2 separate regions of the Homo sapiens genome follow, and region 1 is linked to region 2. A link is a loop called in an ENCODE intact Hi-C map of the cell type or tissue named here. Cell type or tissue: OCI-LY7. All regions are shown on one strand.

Region 1 (5,000 bases), 170 kb before region 2:
GTCTGATCCTGTATGTAGAAAATCAGATGTAATTAACAAACAAGGTACTGGAGTCCACGAGTGAGTTTAACAAAGTTGCAGGATTCAAGGAAAAAAACACAAAATCTATTGCAATTTTCACGTAAGTACCAATCAGATATTGAAATTAAAACAATACCAATATAATAGCATAAAAAAATTTGAAATGCTTAGGGATAAATCTGACACAGGATGAAGGACATGTGCATGAAAAATACAAAATATTGCTGAAAGTAAAAAGGACTTAAATAAATGGAAAGCTATACCTTGTTCATTAGTTAACTTGATGTTGTTCCCAATATTTTCCCCAAATTACTTTGTAGATTCAACACAATCTCAATACAAAATCCCCCAAGTTTTTTTTTTTTTTTGGTAGAAATTGACAAGCCATGTCAAAGTTTCATATGGAAATGTAAAGAACATGGAATAGCCAAAGCAAATCTGAGGAGGAGCCCATAGGCTCACATAAGTCAACTGATTTCTGATAAAGGTCAATGGCAATGCAGTTGAATTTTTTTTTTTTTTTTTTTTTTTTTGAGACAGAGTCTCGCTCTGTTGCCCAGGCTGGAGTGCAGTGTCGCAATCTCTGCTTAATGCAACCTCTGCCTCCCAGGTTCAAGTGATTCTCATGCTTCGGGCTCCTAAGTAACTGGATTACAGGCATGCACCACCAAGCCCAGCTAATTTGTTGTATTTTTAGTAGAGACGGGGTTTTGCCATGTTGCCCAGGTTGGTCTCGAACTCCTGGCCTCAAGTAATCCACCTGTCTCATCCTCTCAAAGTGCTGGGATTACAGGCATGAACCACTGTGCCTGGCCAAGAGAATACATTTTCAAAAAATGCTTAAATATGCAAAGCCATACACTTTTACCTTGCCCTTGCATCATGTAACAAAATAAACTGGAAAAGGATAAAAGGCCTTGTAGTAGTCTGTTCTCACATTACTGATAAACACATACCAGAGATTGGGTAATTTATAAGGAAAAAGAGGCTTAATGGACTTACAGCTCCACATGGCTGGGGAGGCCTCACAATCATGGCGGAAGGTGAAAGGTACATCTCACAAGGCAGCAGACAAGAGAAGAATGACAGCCACGTGAAAGGGGTTTCCCCTTAAAAAACCATCAGCTCTCGTGAGACTTACTACCAGGGGAACAGTATGGGGGAAACTGCCCCCATGATTAAATTATTTCCCACTGGGTCCCTCCCTCAACATGAGGGGATTATGGGAGCTAAAATTCAAGATGAGATTTGGGTGGGGACACAGCCAAGCCATATCAGGCGTGAATATAAAAGCTGAAACTATAAAATTTCTAAGAGAAAACATGGGAGAAAATATTTTTACCTTGGATTGGGGAAAGGTTTAATAGGCATAATTGCAAAAGAATGAATGACAAAAGGAAAAATTGATAAAACTGACTTCATCTAAATTAAAAATAGTTCAAAAGTCATTGTCTAGTTAATAAAATGCTCAATAAAAAGTAGATATTACCACCATTACCCTCCTCATCACAAAGTGTACCTTTAATGGAGATCCATAAAAAAGTATTCTTTCAAACCCTTAACCAGAAAATCTTTCTTGCCCCATGGAACCGTCTTTTTTGTTTTCTTTTCCTCCTCCTTTCTGGGCAATGTACATCTTATAAATAATTATATTTTCTTTTTTGTCTGGGAACCAGAACTCCCCAAATCAAAACTATGGCCCAACTTTGGTAATTATATTAGACTCCTTTTTCTAGAAACTTCACCCTATATTATTTCCATTGCTTTCTTCATGCTTCCCACTTTATTTGGGGTTTCCAGACTTAGAAAAAGGAGCGCCCAGATACCTTTGAACTTCAGATAAAAAAATCATTTTTAGTATAAGTACGTCCATTTGGGGCTGGGCACAGTGGCTCACGCCTGTAATCCCAGCACTTTGGGAGGCCGAGGCAGGCGGATCACCTGAGGTCAGGAGTTCGAGACCAGCCTGACCAACATGGAGAAACCCCGTCTCTACTTAAAATACAAAATTAGCCAGGCATGGCACATGCCTGTAATCCCAGCTACTCGAGAGGCCAAGGCAGGAGAATCGCTTGAACCTGGGAGGCGGAAGTTGCGGTGAGCAGAGATCGTGCCATTGCACTCCAGCCTGGGCAACAAGAGCGAAATTCCATCTCAAAAACAAACAAACAAACAAACAAACAAAAAACTATATCCATTCGGCATCTTGTATTTTCTGTCAAACCTAACTTTATTGCAAGCACTCTTATTAGCCACCTCAAATGCTTTATGGGAGAGATGATATATAAGTGAATACACACATACAACTTGGAAATACTTCATAGTAAACTTACATTTGAATTTTAAAAACTGTTTTACAACAATTTAAAATCACAGTTGTGTTGTATTTACTTTCCGTTATCCAATCTACACAATATAATGCATTTCAAAATCTTTCACATTTTATATTCTATTTTAAAAATAATGCCTGGTTCAGTGCTTTGTCAAAAAGTATATGAAAAATATTTACTTTCAGAAAAGATATTAACTAGCCAAGAAAGAAAAAAATAATCACTTACTTTTATACTACCAAAAAGCACTTGAAGAATAGACTCGTCTATTTTGTTAGGACACCTTTAACAAAAGATTTCCCATTAGGCCACCAATACTGTTCCACTTCACTTTCATATATCACTCCTGCCCAAACTCAGCTGAAGAGGCAGCAGAAAATATCATTAAGCTGATGAATGGTGGTAATTCCAGATGACACAGCTCAAGGAAACACTATTGCGCAGGGCCTTGACACCGTCCCCTTTCTCTTGAGAAGGATACTTGGTCTCCTTTGATCCCAGGTACACTATATTTTTAAATGTGGGAATTTAGAAGGCAGAAAACCTGCCACCATTTTTACTAATTTAGTTTTGAGTCCACATATCACAGAATAGAGTACCAGGGTGTTAAAAAAGAAATGTAAAAACAAGTTGAAAATCACAGATAGGTAAGCTCAACCTTGCCTTCTGGGCCTCCTGCACTGCCCTAATTAACTTTCCTAAGGCTCTTTCCATGTACATTATGAACGGACAGTTTCATGTCAATAACAAAAGAAGCGGAAAGCATCACTCATTTAAAAAGTCAAAATAGGAGATTTAAACAATTCTACTGAAGCAGCAAGGTTTCGGAAACCACAGAGGATAAATGTGTTAACAGTGAATGCTAGGATGCTGAGTTCTGTAGAAAAGCTCTGGCCTGATCCTGTCTTTTCTGCTCTCCCTACTTTAGACATTCAGGTGGATTCTGTCACCACTGGATGAGAGACATGGGTTTGAGACAGCCACCCAAGAAGTAACCAATGCTCCACTATGCTCCTACAATCTTGTGCCCCTACAAACCTGTGCCCCTACAATCCATTTTCCCCATCTCACCAGCACCCCACCTCTGCCCCTTGCTCATTAAGCCTAAACACTGGCCTTCCCTCACTCCTCTAAACTTATCAAGCACGGTGCCGCTCAGGGTATTTGCATCTGCAATCTCCTCTGCCTGGGGTATTCACTGCCTATTTTCAAAAGGGTGCCTCCACATAAATCACGGCTCAGTTCAAAGGTCACCTCCTAAGAGAGTTCTTCCCTGGCCTCCTAATATAAAGATCTTCATCTTATTCCCACTCTGCCTTTCCCAACACCAAAGCCACTCTTCAATGCAGTAAGACCTCTTCCTCTTCACTATTCAGATCACTCGTCACTCCTAGAAATGACCATGTCTATTCATTTGTCTCAGCCCATGGAAGCCGACTCTCCGCCTGTCTTATGTACCTGGTAGACAGCACCCAGCAAATAATGTGCCAAATAAGTGTGTCAGTGAAAAGACCCCAATGGCAAGTGATCCGGAGCAAAAGAAGAATGAGAAAAGAGAGATACCCTCAAGTAATGCAAATGATGTGAATTTTTATATGTCAAACATTATTGTTCCAATGACTTTCATAAAGTAACTCCCCTCTAGGAAAAAATGTGGCTATACGATCTTCATAAAATCACACTGAGAAGTCACACATTTCTATAGAAATGACCACGCTGATACAGCAGTAACAATAGGAACACTGTGTTAAACACATAAATAAAAGGATTTGGGTCTAGGACAAGAGTTTCAAGACCTGACAGAGAAGATGTAAACTGGTAGGCCCTGGGACAAATTTGTCCCCACAGACTTGTTTTACTTGGTCTGGTATTTTTAAAGATTTAATATCAGTTTCCAACATTTAAAAATTGGAATATTTCACATAAAATCTCGTATTTCCTATTTTTTTCTGTAAAATCAGAAGTGACCACCACAGGTCCTCATTACATTGTGGCAAGCACTGAGCAGAGCTTAACCTGGCAGGGACTCTCCTGGGTCCTCACCCTCCCAATTTCTTCATGCCTAGAATGACGCCGTCATGTAACAAAAGGCCTCTTTGAAGCATTTGATTTTTCAACTGCTATACCCCTCAAAACAAAACTATTTGCTTCTAGTGGCTCTTCCCTTTGAATACTTTACAACAGAAAAATGATCAAATTTCCATAGTGACATAGGCAATACTTAGTGATACTACAGAGGTTTACTATAGTGCTGGCAGGAAAAAGAAAAGGAGAAAAGAGATCCACAATAAAATTATTAGGAAACACAGCCTGAGTAAGGCAGTAGGGATGCCTGTGGGAAAGACAGAGCTGCAACACAGGGCCTGAAATGCCCCATGTGAAACAGGGAAACACGTGACCAATGTACCTACTTTAATTACCCAGGAGGAAAAGGAGGGAGAAAGGGGGACCCAAATTTGTCCAAATGAGACAGCATTTGGGCATGAAAGAGACTAGAGTTAGAATAAGGAATTAAAGCATTTCATGAAGGAGAGTCGGGGGTAGGACACCCTGATGGGCATCCTCTGCTCAGCTGAAAGTGCACTGAAATGTACATGTGATAGGAACATTACCAAAAGGATGCCATGGTACAGCCCTTGAGGAGCACCA
Region 2 (5,000 bases):
GCCATTCTCCTGCCTCAGCCTCCCGTGTAGCTGGGACTACAGGCGCGCGCCTCCATGCCCGGCTAATTTTTGTATTTTTAGTAGAGACGGGGTTTCACCGTGTTAGCCAGGATGGTCTCGATCTCCTGACCTCGTGATCCGCCCGTCTCGGCCTCCCAAAGTGCTGGGATTACAGGCGTGAGCCACCGCGCCCGGCCTGGAACTAATATTTTTTGCTAAGAGTGAGTCAAAAGACCTGCTGACCCGCATGTTGGAGAGACGTGCACAGACAGCAGCTCTGTTGCTGCCCTTGTGTTTTCCTGGCATGCCATTACCCAAAGACAGGGAGCAGAAAAGCAAGTGCAATCTTTCCCTTTCACTCTAACTCCAGGCACTTCAAGGCATTTCTTGACTCATGGAGCACACGTGTGAGGACTGCTTTCTTGCTGCCATACTCCCACCTGGCCACCCACTCAAAGTACACAGAGTAACGGTGTCACAGCCTCTTTTGCATGTGAATTTCGATTAGCTGCTAATGACTAGATGTGCCATCCCCTCAGGCTGACTGGCTGGTACAGAATCCTTCTGCCGCTGTGCATGACAACAGACAAGCGGCTGTCATGAGCTTGTATTTATAGGGGTTGAGCACAGAGGGGGTGCTGGTCTTTAGGAGACGTCCCTGAGCTTCAGGAACATCCATACATCATTCTGCACCATTCTGATATCATTATTAGCCAATCTTATTAGATAATCTTAGAATCTTATCTCTCAGGGCACAAATAACAAGTTAAACCAATTATTTATTTTTTTTTTTTTAAAAAAACCTGTTTGGGAGGCATAAGAAATCATCTATATATTGAAATTTGGATAGTTTCATTTCCCCATACTCTGTGGTTCAACACAATGTAGGCTCTACTACATCAGGGCTAGGGACACCCCCAGAGAGAAAAATGCCAACAGCAACGACTCTGAACCACGGCATCCAAATCACTGTCACCAGATCCATTAAGGACAGAAAAAGAGGTAAAACTTTAGGCAGATGGAAACATGTTGTGTAAAACCATACGAGTGACAAGCCCTGTCCTTATAGCAACTAGAGCAGCCAGTTGCATCACTGTGCATCAGCTGCCTCATCCGGGTGCACAGCTGGGAGCCCGACCCAGAAGCAAGCAGCAGGGAAGGGCACTGCAGCCTCCAGATGCACACAAGGATGCCGGGAGAGAAGTGATCTTCTGAAGACTCAAGCTAACCTCCAAGGCCCTTTTCTGCCCTAACATTCTTTGATGCTAAACCCAATGCTGTATTTTTCCAAATTACTCCCAGGAAAGACCACACAGGGAGAATATTTGAATCAGAGGTTAAATAATGTCAAATTTTAACAATTCCTAAGCTTTATGACTACATTCAAACAAAACAGTTCTGCACAATGTCAGTTTTATTTGTGGATTAAGGCAAAGATCATTCAAATACAAGTTTTAGCACAAGACTGGCATCCCCCATTCACCCTTTCCCAGAATATACACTAATCAACCCAAGAACAATATAAAATTGTAACATATAGCAAGAAAAAAAAATCCTCAGAAGCCTATCTTTCTTCACTCCCCCAAGGAATCCTATATACCAGAATCTAGCTAAGTTACCATAAAGTCCAACTTCATCACACAAATATTGGCCAGGGTAGGTGGGTGGGGAGGCAGGCAGAGAGTACGTTTACCTTCTCAATCATAGGGTTTTGCCATATAGAATGGAAAAAACAGAGGACCCATTTGGACACAATGAATGGATTATAGCTAAGCTCCAACATAAAAATAACAAGAGGTTTTAATGAGAACTTGTATACATTTAAAACACAAACATATATACACATAGATCTCCAATAAACCCTTTACAAAATAATATGTGAACAATTTGTTGGTTTTTCATCATTTTGAATAGTCTTCCCTGCTAACATCCTTGTATCACAGAAAATAGACTATTTTGAAAAAAGTTAAAAAAAATAATCTCCACTGCACACAATTGAATGTCATTTCTTTGACAATCTATATGAACAGCAGGCTAGGCCAGGCCCACCCCAGGTCCTTACACTGGTCCCAAACCTACACCCAGACATGAGCCATTTGGGAGTTTCCCATCCAGGGCATGGTAGGTCAGACAAACGCAACAGGCTAAGGAGCAGTGCCATGTGCTAATCAAGGCATACCAGGAGAGAGGCTAGAGTGAGCTGAGAGGTATTAGGAAGGAGATGCAAATGATCTGGGCCAGAAGAACCAGCAGACTCGGAGAGGTCATGAACTTGGAGAGGAGCAAAGACTGTGGCTGCACAGATGAGATGAGACAAAGGTCTTGCGGTTGAGTGAAATGGGAAGTGACAAAGGCACACTGAGGCTTATTACTGTGAGCACCTGGCTAGAACTTCTGCAATGAACACTTAATCTTGGTGATAGGATTTAGCTGTGTCCCCACCCAAATCTCATCTTGAATTGTAGTGCCCATAATTCCCACGTGTTTTGGGAGGGACCCAGTGGGAGATAATTGAATCATGGGGGTAATTTCCCCATACTGTTCTCATAGTAGTGAATATGTCTCATAAGATCTGAAGGTTTTGTAAGGAGAAACCGCTTTCGTTTGGTCCTCTGATTCTCCCTTCTCTGCTGTTATGTAAGATGTGTCTTTCGCCTTCTGCCATGATTGTAAGACTTCCCCAGCCATGTGGAACTGTGAGTCCATTAAACCTCTTTTTCTTTATAAATTACCCAGTCTTGGGTATGTGTTTATCAGCAACGTGAAAACAGACTAATACACTCGGTTAATAAGTACCTAGGATATTAATTTCTTTTGAATTCGGGGGATTAAAAACAAACTAGAAATACACTGTCATTATAAATCAGAGATATCACCTATATTATGTCTGCATAGAGCAAGCAGAAGCAGAGGTACGTCAGCCTCATGGTCAGCCCCATAGAGCCTATGCTGCCAGCTTCCTGGAGCTCTTCAACTCATCTCTGAGGAGGCCTTCATCACCTTGCTTTCTGCTTTCACACGGCCCTGTTGGCTTCTGGGCATTGATTTCAAACTGAACCAAAATAACTAGGCTCTACCTCTCTGGTTGGAAAGGCCAGCACCCTCTCCCTAGTTACAATAAACCAGGGGAAATATTTTCTGGAAGTTTTTAAAGTGTGTGGATTCTTAACTACTCCTATTTCTCAAGTGCTACAAAACATAAAAGGTTAGTACTATTACTGATTCTATTATTGTCTACAAATATGATTTAGTTGTAGATATGCCTGAAGGCAAAGGGATAACTAGATGCATTCTTAAGAACCCTCTGAGCCTCTGCACTTTAGAAACATTCATCAATAAGTCTTACTTTTGTTTTCAACTTTAGAATCAAACTTCTTTTTTGTGAAAGCTCTTAGGTAATGATATTTATGGCTTTCAAGAGATGGGGTGGGAGAGGGAATATATGAAATTCTGAATGTGAGACACTGATATCAAACAGCAGAAATGAAAGAACAGAGTACTATTAGCTATTTTTGTTTTTTAATGGAACTCACAGGCTTCTATATGCTCCCCAGAAATGCCTCAGAGCTGCGGTGTGGCAGGAAGCCTAAATGAGGTCTCAGAAAAGATAATGGAGCTTTAATGATGGAAATAGTAAGAAAATTAAATCTAATCATGTTCCATTAAACATGCTCTTAGCTCCCATTTTTACTAAATTATTTTATTATGAGTTTGCCTCTCTCTATTGAAATAACCTTTTACGGCAATTTGATTTGCAAGCATAAATAAGTCTCATTTATTTTCCACTATGAATCTCTGTGGGATTAATAAGAGATGGATCATCTAAAATTTTACCCATTCTGCTATCAGGAAGTAACCATTCAGAGGGATGAATACTTCGTTTTATATTTATATTTGTAAGGAAAGCATTATACTATAATTATAGTCTCACTCAACAGTAACATATTACCTGCCAGGGAGATGATGTTAGGCCAGGAAGCTCCTTCTATACCAGCCTCTCAAAAGGGCAGCCAGAATCATGCACACCTCAGGTATGGATCTGTCCTATGCTCCCAGTCACCTCACCTCCTCAGGCCATGGCCTCCTCATGCTCATCCTCCACTCCCACTCTTCGATGGACTTTTACCATGTTTGGAGTGCTTTGTTATAATTGACCAGAACTGCTTGACTATTTGCTTCTAACAGGATGCTCTTGCAAAGCCATCTAGATGTGGATCCTAGGGTATGGCATGGTGAATTGTAAACAATCATGCAATCTGTCAAAAGGTACACAAATGTGGGATGGAGCAGAGGAAGACAGAAATGGCTACAGCTCTGGTCTCTGCAGAGAACAGAAGCACCTGTCATATATGCAGACAGTGTTTTAAAGATTCTTTCCAAAACCTATTTGCTTCCAAAAAGTGTCATGATGAGAAGGCTAGAAGTCTAACTGAAATCACAATTCACTAATTAAGTGGTTCTCTGGGCCAAATCTTGATTGAGTCTATTAGAAACTGGAGGACTTAATGAGAAAAACCTCTGATTTATAAAGAATGGTATCAGTGGGAGAAGAGATTGGGAGAAGATTATACAAAGACCAGACATGAATCAATCCCTGTCTTCTAACTTTGTATTAAGATCTAAAGAGAGAAAAATAATATAAAGGATAAATTAATGAAGCAATTCTGAACTATGGATCATAACATTTAGTGAAGATATAATAACTTTTTTCTTTTGAGAAAGAGTCTCACTCTGTCACCCAAGCTGGAGTGCGGTGGTGTGCGCTCAGCTCTCTGCAACCTCCACCTCCCAAGCTCAAGTGACCCCCCTGCCTCAGCCTCCCAAGTAGCTGGTACCATAGGTGCATGCCACTATGCTCAGCTAATTAATTAATTAGTAGAGATGAGGTCTCACTATATTGCCCAGTGATCTTCAACCCCTGGGCTGAAGTGATCCTCCTTCCTTGATCTCCCAAAGTGCTGGGATTAGAGACATGAGCTACCATGCCTGGCCAAGAAATA

The links. Hi-C counts contacts between places; a loop is a spot of excess contacts. Peaks named below come from ENCODE experiments on the same cell type or tissue, not always from the same donor. Only the 100,000 strongest peaks of a DNase experiment are listed, where the experiment ranks them.
Region 1: it touches region 2 in a loop (1.9-fold over the local background); 1 of 110 quality-filtered maps calls a loop at or near these places.

Annotation. Positions count from the first base shown.
Region 1 is chr3:41,412,025-41,417,024 of GRCh38, forward strand. The region is part of intron 34 of ULK4 (unc-51 like kinase 4); the gene reads right to left. Among named protein-coding and RNA genes, the nearest start is that of CTNNB1, 220 kb to the left of the region's middle. In OCI-LY7, no CTCF peak of the experiment used is centred here; no DNase peak of the experiment used is centred here.
Region 2 is chr3:41,579,595-41,584,594 of GRCh38, forward strand. All of the region lies in intron 31 of ULK4 (unc-51 like kinase 4), which reads right to left. Among named protein-coding and RNA genes, the nearest start is that of ULK4, 380 kb to the right of the region's middle. In OCI-LY7, no CTCF peak of the experiment used is centred here; a DNase peak (open chromatin) is centred at 2,327.